2 separate regions of the Homo sapiens genome follow, and region 1 is linked to region 2. A link is a loop called in an ENCODE intact Hi-C map of the cell type or tissue named here. Cell type or tissue: stomach. All regions are shown on one strand.

Region 1 (5,000 bases), 220 kb before region 2:
AACATGGGGCTGCCCAGACCCCACAGCACCCTCGAGGGCCAGGGCAGCTAAAGCTCTGACCAGGGAAGGGTGTTCTCTGCCCTCCCACACATCCTGGGGGCCCAGAAAGGCAAGGATTTGGAGCCCCAATAGCGGCCAGAGGACAAAATGCTCACACATCCAAGCAGCCTGCCCTCCCACCCTTTACAACACCCGCAACCCGTGGCCTCCGTGGTCTCCTCCAGCACACAGGCTGGAAAACAGGAGGAACCAGGGGAGGTCACCTCCCCTCCTAAACCTGCCTCCAGCCCTGTGAACAGGGGCGGGGGTGACAATTCAGTGGCTCAGTGAGAGGATCCAGGTGGGAACCCAGTGAACACAGGGCCTCCCAAAGGAGGAGTGAGGGGCTCTCTCCGCAAACAAAGGGCCCCTGGCCACCCCAACACATAAACACACACACACACACACACACAGCCAACTACACACACAGGAACCAGAAATACTTCTTTATTCAAGCCCAAACGTGCAGCAGCCGCCTCCCAACCACAGCAGGCTCCTCCTTCCCTCCAGCCCCAGTTTCACCCCGCACAACCCATGTTCTCCCCACAACGCTCCTCAGATAGGGCACTCCCCCAGCAGGGGTACAGCTTGGCTCCGGGACCTCGGTCCCGCCGAGGCTGGCTTCAGTTTCTGAATTTGCCCACCAGTGGCTTCGAGGGCCAAGCCCCCAGGCCCTGCTGGTCCAGGAGGAGAGACAGCTGCCTGCGAGCCTCCTGGTAGGGCCCAGCCTAGGGCGGGAGATGAGAGGTGGGGTGAGAGGAGGTACCTGCAGGGGGCAGGGACTGCAGGGCTGGAGAGGGACCGGGACGGGGGGAGGGTGGGGAACCAACCTTGGCAGCCTCGTAGGTCTTCAAGGCCAGGAGGTAGGGCTTCCCCACAGCCCTGGCCGCCTGGTGAAAGGCCCGGAGAAAGGAGGCCTTGCAGAGACGGGAGGGAGGCCCCAGGGCGGCACTGGATGAAGAGAGGATACCACTGAGATCAGAGAGATACAAGCTGGACCAGCAGGCCTGCTACACACCTCACACTACCTCCTCTCACACTGTGACAATGTCACAGGACTCACAGGGCAGACAGAGGTGTGGCCACCACTACGGAGCTAGGAAGGGGTTGAGCGAAGGGGTTGAGCGAAGGGGTTGCGCTGGGATTAGACTGAGGTGAGGAAGCTCATGCATGAGCCCTCCATCACCAGCACTGCTCCACAGCCCGGCCCCAGGGGGCCCTTCTCACTTGGCCTTCACACGCCCGGTGGCCACATCCACAACCTCGATGCCAGGGTCCCCCAGGCTCCAGTTGAGGCTCAGGCCACGGCAGGTGTCAGGGGTGGGTTCGGAAGGGGCCACCGGGGGCCCTGCAAACAGGTGCAGGGCGGTCCGGACGTAGGGAGGTGGCAGGCATGGCCCCAGGACACTGTCCAGGCAGGGCCGGGTGTGGATGGCCCTGCTCAGAGTCGGAGGGTCGTGGCATGAGTCAGCTGCAGGGCAGAAGGGACAGGACAAGGTGAGTGACCTCCCTGCCCTCCCTTCTCACCCCCCCAGCCCTCACCACGTGCTCACCCAGGATGAGGCTGGTGCTGTAGAGTGGGGACACCAGGTGGGCCAGCAGGGCACCACCCAGCCCCAGCACGGCCCAGCGTGCCAGCTTGTCACTGGCTGACAGGCAGCCCACGTGGGTGTCACAGAGCGAGGGCGCCACGTAGCACACAGGCTTCAGCTGCCCGAGCACATGGGCCTGCAGGCGCATGGGTGGGCTGTGCGGGAGGCCACCTTCCGAGGTGGGGGGCAGGCTGCGGGCCGGGTGGGGACAGACATCAGCTTCAGGGCTGCTCTTCTGACCCTGGCCCCCACCCAGCAGCCCAACCGAGGGAGCCCCATCCCCCGCCTGCCCCGGGGGCCCTGCATACTAGATGTCACGGGCCGCGCCCTTGGGGGTGTTGCTGATGTAGAGGTGCAGGAAGACGCGGGGCTTGAGGGTGAATGGGGGTCCGGGCCCTGGCTGGGGGGCCAGCACGGACTGCTCCTTGCCCTTGGGGCCCCCCTGTGTGGCCAGCAGGAGCTGCCGGAACAAGAACCTAGGAGCGACAGGCACAGGGTGGTTGGGAAGACCTTGTCCTGGCGAAGGCTGCTATCAGGCGCCCACCCCACTGCCCCTCACCTCAGCAGGGCCCTGCGGGCGATGACCAGGCCATGGCAGTCGTGGAGCTGCTGGCCCGAGAACTCCAGCCAGCCAGCACAGCAGCTGCTGCCGGTGCCCAGAGCCACCAGCTTGTAGATCTCCTTCACGTGGCCCCTGGCACGCGGGATCTCTGTGCAGGAGGGGGCAGAGACGGCCCAGCCTAAGGCAAGGAGCTTGAGGGGGCCCTTCCCAGGGGGCCGGGGCCAGGGCCAGGGCTGGGGCGATCCCTACCCCTCTCCAGGATGACTCCAGCCACAGTCCCCTTACAGGCCCAGTATGGCGAGCGCTCGTCCAACAGGAGGTCAAAGCCGGCGCTCACCAACGCTGCGCAGCGCTGCTCATGGGTCAGGATGTTCTCTGCGCCAGGGCGAGAGACTGCAGGTAGAAGGGGGCCCACGCCTCTCCCCTCGACACTACAAGCCTGGGTCCGGGAATGCTCACCTACCTACGCTCAGGGGGGCCAGTGGAGGCCGGCTGGAGGTCTGGGGGGACTCTGAAAGAGGCAAGGAGGGCGGGCTGGTGTGGGTGCCAAGGCCCACCCTCCGTCCCTCAGGAAGCCAAGGAGGCGGGGAGAGGAAGTTTTCATCTTCCAGACACAGGACATTACACGAGCTGCTCTTCTAGCGGTCCCTACCCCCGGTGTCCCCAGAGGACGTGAAAGCAGGGACCGGCACATGTACCCCGCCCCAGCTCCCTGCAGGTGACGTCCTGATGCTCAGATGGTTTGTACAGCAACCCACCTCCTGCTCACACGCACAGCCACTTCCGCCTCCCCACGGGACTGCCAGCCTCAGTCCTCTTGTCCCCAGCTGCGGCTCAGCTGCCTGGCCCTCCCTCCATTACCTGGGTTCTCCAGCTGACTCCGGATGTAGCAGAGGGCAGAGAGCGCTGCCTGCTGTTTGGCCTCCGTCTTGCTATTCGCAGTGCCCGCAGGGCAGACCACCCCATCCAGTTCCGCGCTCACCGAGAAGGGGAAGCAGGGACCTGGGGAAGGAGCCAGGTGAGGAAGCAGCCCCCTGGCCTTCGCCCTGTGACAGGTACCACCTCTGCCTCCTCCTGACACCTGATATCGAGGACGGTCAGAATAATGAGACCCTCACCACCCTTCCCTTCCTCCAGCAGGCTCCATCGCCACCCCATGCCGCGCACACCCTTGAGTGCCTCTGCAGGCTGTGACCCATCGCTGATTCAACCAAGTCCTCACCCAACTCCTCCACAGCAGGGATGCGTGACTCCATTTCACAGATGAGCAGAAACGGCAGGCGGTTTGCCCAACTTGAGTCAGGACCCAAATCCAGGTCCCCTCTCCAGAGCCCACGCCACCCTGTTCTCAGGAGGAAGGCTCTGAGCACTTCCACCTGCCACAGACACATTGCTTTCAATTCCTCTCCTCCAGGGGCTCTATATTTGAACACTTTTCCTATGAAACAGTATCATTTTGGGTGTTACTTATAACACAAAAGAGAGATGAAAAATCTGGAACTGGGATCACATGGTCAAAGGTGCAGGGTTAATTTCACAGTACTTGCTGCTAAATTGTTTCTCCCAAGGACTGCCCCTCTGGGGGTTTCCCTTTTGGAAGGGAACCCATTTCAGCACTCCCCACTGCGCTGAGATCTGTCTGCTCTAAACAGGCATCAAAACCAGCAACCACAGACAGACGTGGAAGGGATGTTGGCCTTAGAAAGCCAGCATGTGGCTGCCATCCTAACAGCGACTGAATCTGGGGAGAACCATCAAAGCATGATTTTCTAAAACCACAAGTGACAATGTTATAGGGACAGGATATCTACATGATCTCCAAATGCCTCCCCTGGATGACTTATTCAGCACAAAGGAGAAAGTGAAGACACCTGGTAGATGCCACCCTAGTCAAATCCCCACAGCTCGCATCGCCAGGGGACAAAGCAAGATCGCACACTTCCTGGTGAGATGCGTGCCAAAGACTCGACATCACTTCAATAACACATCACCTGAACTCAGTTCTGAGGAAACAGACAAACCCAAGCTGAAGGACATTCGCAAAACTACTGGCCCTTACTCTTCAAAGACATCAATGTTGTGAAAGACAAAGACAGGAACTGTTTCAGGTAAGAGATTAAAGAGGCATGACAGCTAACTGTAATGTCATACTGGGATGGGAAACAATGGCCATGAGGTCATTACTGGGACAACTGGCAAAATTTGAATGTGAATAGAAATTAGAAGATGGTATTATATCAATGTTAAATTTCCAGGATTTGATAATTGTATTGTAGTTACATAAGAGATGCCCTTGTTTTTAAGAAATATAGATGAGGCCGGGCACAGTGGCTCACTCCTGTAATCCCAGCACTTTGTGGGGCTGAGGACAGGAACTCAAGACCAGCATGGCCAACACGGTGAAACCCCATCTCTATTAAAACACAAAAAAATTAGCTGGGCACGGGGGCACAAGTCTGTCATTCCAGCTACTCGGGAGGCTGAGGCGCAAGAATCGTTTGAATTCGAAAGGCAAAGGTTGCAGTGAGTTGAGATCTCACCACTGCACTCCAGCCTGGGCCACAGAGCGAGACTCTGTCTCAAAGGAAAAAAAAAAAGAGGGCTGGGCAAGGTGGCTCTAACCTATAATCCCAGCACTTTGGGAGGCCAAGGCGGGCGGATCACTAGAGGTCAGGAGTTTGAGACCAGCCTGGCCAACATGGTGAAACCCCATCTGTACTAAAAATACAAAAATAAATTAGCCGGGCTTGGTGTGGACACCTGTAATCCCAGCTACTCAGGAGGCTGAGGTAGGAGAATCACTTGAA
Region 2 (5,000 bases):
AGAAACTATGTGAGTGGCATGGAGGTCAGAGACAAGAGGGAGCCCATGACAGTTCCTGGCCCCCAGCCTCTCTGCATAAACCCCTGGCATTACTTCCAGAGGATCTGCATTCAAAGCTGGGTGCTTGGGACAAGGGCCCTGAGAGTCCACATGGCACCTTCCTATGGATTAGAAAAAGACTCTCCTTTCTCTGCCGAGAGGATGAGACCAGTGTCAGTGCACATGTGTTGAAAGCGGATTGCAGCCTGGATTTGAAACCCTCCATTTCCTCGGGTGGGTGCCCTTGTGCAGCGCACAACCTGCCTAACCCGACATGGCAGACGTACTTGGGTTGAGAATGAGTCATTCTTAAACTTTAAAGGCTCCAGTGCTTCTGTCTGTGCTCCCAGCAGCTCTGCTGGAGCTCAACACAGGGTGAGAGCATAAGCTCAGGAGAGGGGGGGTCCTCAGATCTTGCCAAGGTTTCATGCCACCACTTTTCTCTTTAACCCCATAGAGCATAAAGTATCAGAGACCGGTAAAGAATATGAACGTGTGGGCACGGGGGGCTAGGGCCAATATCCCAAGATGCCCCCATCGCAGCTCAGATTTCAAGGTTACAGTGGGAAGAATTTCTGTCTTTCAAAGGAAAGGCCAAAAAAACCCCAATCCAACCACACATGCACAAACCAAAGACCCAAAACCTAACAACTAAAAGTCCGCAAAGTCAGCCACGAGATAAGTGAAATCGAAGTTGTTGCTTTCTGTGTTCTGTGACAGAGGATGCCTTCCGAGTGTCTTCGGCAAGCCTGAAGATAAAACCCAGGAATCCCAGTGTGGAGTCACACCACACGTGGAGTACCTTCCACGGACTCACTCCTTTAGTCTTCTTAACACTCACGACACAGGTAGTACTACCACTTCCATGTTAGAGAGGGGTAAACTGAGGCACAGAGCCCTTAGGGTACTTGCCTAGGTCCTACAGCTGAAGCTTGAACCCAGGCCATCTGGCTCCCAAGTCCAGGCTCTCAACCTAATCCAGGGGTAGGATCTTGTGGCGACATCGCCACCTACCCAGCAGGGGGTGGGTGCTGGCTCAGGCACCCCCACTTTGGGTGAGGGGCAGTCACCATGGGCATGACAGGGGTTGTGAGCCCCAATCCCAGCCTCCCTCTGGCTGGCTCATCTCCCCACGTGCCTGTCCAGGTACCTTGGGCCCCCTCTGCACACAGGGAGAGCAGGCAGCCAGAGACCAGCAAGGTGCCCCCTCGGCACACAGGGAGAGCAGGCAGACAGAGGCCAGCAAGGTGCCCCCTCACTAAGCTTTCGGCTGACATTTATCCTGAACGCCTGATCACGGCCCTAATGAATTCACTAATGAGGAAAAAACATGCCCTACGTAGGCCCCCAGTCCAATTAGACAGGCCAAGCGGGCCCGCGCTGGCACTTTTGCCAGAGACCCCAAGCGGGCCGTTTGCAGGTGTCTTTGCTAATTAGCACAAACTCACTCTCTGTCTCCATGACCTTTCAAATGCCAAGAGCCTGTCAGCCTGTCAGCGTCCATGTCCCTGAAGGGAAATGCTGTCTGCCACTCAGCCCTCTGCCACCCCCTGAGTTTATGTCCCAGGCTGCCAGTCAGGCCCCTCATGCTAACCTTCCCATAGGGACTGGGCATCCGGTATCCAGCTCAGCCAAACAAGTCTCTGTCACAGGAGCCACCCTGACAGGGCAGCCCTGAGCCTTTGTTCCTGTAATCTCTAAGTCCTAAGGGCAGCCTGGGGGGTCCTTTGAGTTTGCACCCCATCTCCCGCTCCCCTGAGGCATCCCATCCATCCTTCCTGTGGACACGTGAGGCAGGGCTAGCGTCAGTGTTGAGCAGTCCTGTGTGTGCTTGTGGGCCTATCGGCCTCCACATCTGCACCCCCTGCACACCTGTTCTCATCCCTGCACACCTGTTCCCATCCCCGCACCCACACCTCCCTGCACACCTGCTCTCATCCCTGCACACCTGTTCCCATCCCCGCACCCACGCCTCCCTGCACACCGGTTCACATTCCCGCACCAACACCTCCCTGCACACCTGTTCCCATCCCCGCACCAACACCTCCCTGCACACCTGTTCCCATCCCTGCACCCACACCTCCCTGCACACCTGCTCTCATCCCTGCACACCTCCCTGCACACCTGCTCTCATCCCTGCACACCTGTTCTCATCCCTGCACCCACACCTCCCTGCACACCTGCTCTCATCCCTGCACACCTCCCTGCACACCTGCTCTCATCCCTGCACACCGGTTCACATTCCCGCACCCACACCTCCCTGCACACCTGTTCCCATCCCTGCACCCACACCTCCCTGCACACCTGTTCCCATCCCCGCACCCACGCCTCCCTGCACACCTGCTCTCATCCCTGCACCCACACCTCCCTGCACACCTGCTCTCATTCTTGGATCCACACCTCCTTGACACCTATTCTCACCCCTACACTCATTCCTCTTTCCCCAGCCATTCTATTCCCACACCACTCCCCTATCTATACCCACACCAAGTCCCATCCCCACTCCTACAAGCTTTTAAGCTGCTGTGTTGAATCAGAACCTGCCTGCACCGCTGCCCCCCGACCATGTGAAGAATATCACGTGCCATCTCCGAGCCTTGTTTTCGTCATCTGGAAGGAGGGTGGGGGTTGATACTTCTTGTCTCAGGAGGATCACAATGAAGATTAAAGGAAAAAGCACATTCAAGTCCTGGTGCATAACAGACGTTCAGTGACTGCTGGCAGCCTCCCCCAGACCGAATTCCCTGCTGAGCACAGAGGAATCAAACCCCTCTGGACAAGCCACACCTGCGGACTCCCATTTCCGAGGCATTTGAGGCAGAGCAGCGGGGACTTATTGATATCTTCAATGAGCGAAGCCAGGAGAGCAACTATCTATCCTCAGACAGCCCTCTGAGGTGGGTGCTGTAATTATTCCCATTTACAGATAAGGAAACTGAGACTGCAGAATTTGGTGACTTGCCTGAGGCCAGAGCCGGTACGCGGCTGAGCCAGGACTTGAGCCTAGGCAGTCAGGCTGGGGGACCTGGGAAGCTCTTGCTGGAACCCGCATCTCACACCCACATTCACCCTGGTGACAGCCCCTAACGGTCACATAGTGGTGGCTGGTAAGATGTAAGCCCCAAGGAGAAGGAACAGGCTCGGCCTTTGAGGAGGCTGCAGTAAGGAAACTGAGAGTCCCACAGCTGTGCTCAGGGGGTGGACACATGGCCTCTGATGGGGGGAGCCTGCAGCAAGGACAGAACCCCATCTGTGCCCGAGGGGGCCAGGCACCACCTGCCCAAGTGTATACACTGCAGTGGCTCCTGCAGAGCTGCACACTCAGGAAGCCACACACGCACACTAACTGCACACACACTCGGGATGCACAGCCATGGCTAGAGGCCCACGCTGGACACACGCATTCCCAACAGCCTCACGCTGCTGAGTCACCGAGATACGCACAGCCACGCTCTCACCAACAAACACGTCCACCAAGTCTACAGACATTTACCGAGGACCTACTGTGTGCTGGGTATCAGGCCCGGGACAAGGGACAAACCCAAATCCCTACCTCTCAACCTGCTGGAGGAGCCAGGCCAGCACACAGGCAATGACGCTGAGGGCTCCGGCGACCCCATCTCAGGGACAGCCCCCTGATTTCCCCTCCTCATCTCCAAGGCTTTTCAGGCCATGATGCTACGGCTGTTTTTCCAGAGCCACTTCATCTCCCTACGTCCCTCTTATTCCTCCTCTGCTCCGTATGGAATCACTGCTGATGGTCCTTCTTCCCCAGAGGCCTGGGAGTGGTCACTGTCACCCCCCAGGGATGCAGGAGGCCAGGGTGGGAGACTCGTTGGAACTGATTCCAGCCCAGGCCTGTGCACCTGCCCTCCCACCATGCCCAAGGCCTCCAACTCCACCCTGCAACCGCCCTGGGTGGGAGCCGTCAACAGGAACTCCCAGGGATGAGGCGGGTGCTGGAGACCCAGGCCAGAGCTGCCACCCTCAACTGCAGCTTGTGCAGGAGAGGAACCGGGGCCAGAGGCGTTGGGGACCAAGGGCCCTGGGGCAGGTCACAGGGTCTCTGTTGCGTGCTCTTCCCCTGCCACAGGCTTGGTACTTGATGTGCATTTTCTCAATGAATGAACATACCGGGAGCACGCGATTCTCTTTAAAAACATTTGTCACCCACACCGCCTCTCTGGCTTTTCCCCAAAACCCAGGGAAGGAGGCAGGGCAAGTGTTATTGCCCCACTTTACCCACGGGAAAACCAAGGCCCAGAGAGGGAATCTGTCTTGGTTCAAGTCCACGGTGAGTTGCGTTGCAACTGTAATAATGATTCTGGTATTTTTAAGAAGGTGCTTTTTGTCAGCCGAGGCTCAGCTGGGCCGCCTAAACGTGCTTATTCTCTCAAGGCCTGGGCTCCTTCTGCAAGTGAAGCCCCTCCAAGGAGTCGGGAGAAGTGGAGCGCTATGAATTCCGTGGCCACAACAAGGCGCTGCTCACATTTTTAAAGAGGCTGAGAGAGAAAGGGAAAAGGGCCCCGGTCTTCAGGAGAGCCTCCGTTTCCTTCATGCAGCTGGGCAACCCTGGGGCAAATTGCTTAACCTCTCTGGGCTGCTATGGTGTCAACAGAGGCAAGAGCACTGACTGCTCAGGTTGCTACGATGAAGAACTGCACCAAGGCTTGTGAAGGGCCTAGCGTGAGGCTGGCGGCTTCCTTTCAAGGAGGGTTTCTGGGCCCCAGCCCGGGCTCCTCTGGTCCAGCCCAGCTAGGAAAAGGCCTAAAGTACACCCAGCCCTTACCACGGCCAGTCATTGTTCTTGGCATCACAGACAAGACTCACTGAGCCCTTGAGTGGAGCTGTCCCTACTAAGTAGGCCCTACTAGGATTCCCGTTTTACAGACAGGGAGGTCAAGGCACAGAGCAGCAGCAGGATTTGGCCTTCTAACTTCAGACCCCTGCACTCCAAACCT

What was found. A loop is a pair of places that touch in the nucleus more often than their neighbours do. Peaks named below come from ENCODE experiments on the same cell type or tissue, not always from the same donor. Only the 100,000 strongest peaks of a DNase experiment are listed, where the experiment ranks them.
Region 1: a loop joins it to region 2, with 2.4 times the contacts of the local background. A loop is called at or near these places in 28 of 110 quality-filtered maps.

Annotation. Positions count from the first base shown.
Region 1 is chr16:84,192,637-84,197,636 of GRCh38, reverse strand. It overlaps ADAD2 (adenosine deaminase domain containing 2), which reads right to left. Exons shown (of 10, transcript NM_001145400.2): 2 at 3,055-3,195; 3 at 2,657-2,704; 4 at 2,443-2,568; 5 at 2,191-2,341; 6 at 1,940-2,107; 7 at 1,593-1,822; 8 at 1,267-1,510; 9 at 870-990; 10 at 471-767. The coding sequence ends at 663. It overlaps ADAD2-AS1 (ADAD2 antisense RNA 1), which reads left to right and starts at 584. Exons shown (of 5, transcript NR_147175.1): 1 at 584-755; 2 at 2,196-2,376; 3 at 2,481-2,592; 4 at 2,912-3,248; 5 at 3,331-5,000. RefSeq lists enhancers at 1,354-1,976, 2,132-3,331. In stomach, no CTCF peak of the experiment used is centred here; no DNase peak of the experiment used is centred here; H3K27ac peaks cover 471 bases; H3K27me3 peaks cover 2,563 bases.
Region 2 is chr16:83,972,277-83,977,276 of GRCh38, reverse strand. All of the region lies in intron 2 of NECAB2 (N-terminal EF-hand calcium binding protein 2), which reads right to left. Among named protein-coding and RNA genes, the nearest start is that of NECAB2, 6.5 kb to the right of the region's middle. RefSeq lists a silencer at 2,819-3,113 and an enhancer at 3,318-3,819. In stomach, no CTCF peak of the experiment used is centred here; no DNase peak of the experiment used is centred here; H3K27me3 peaks cover 997 bases.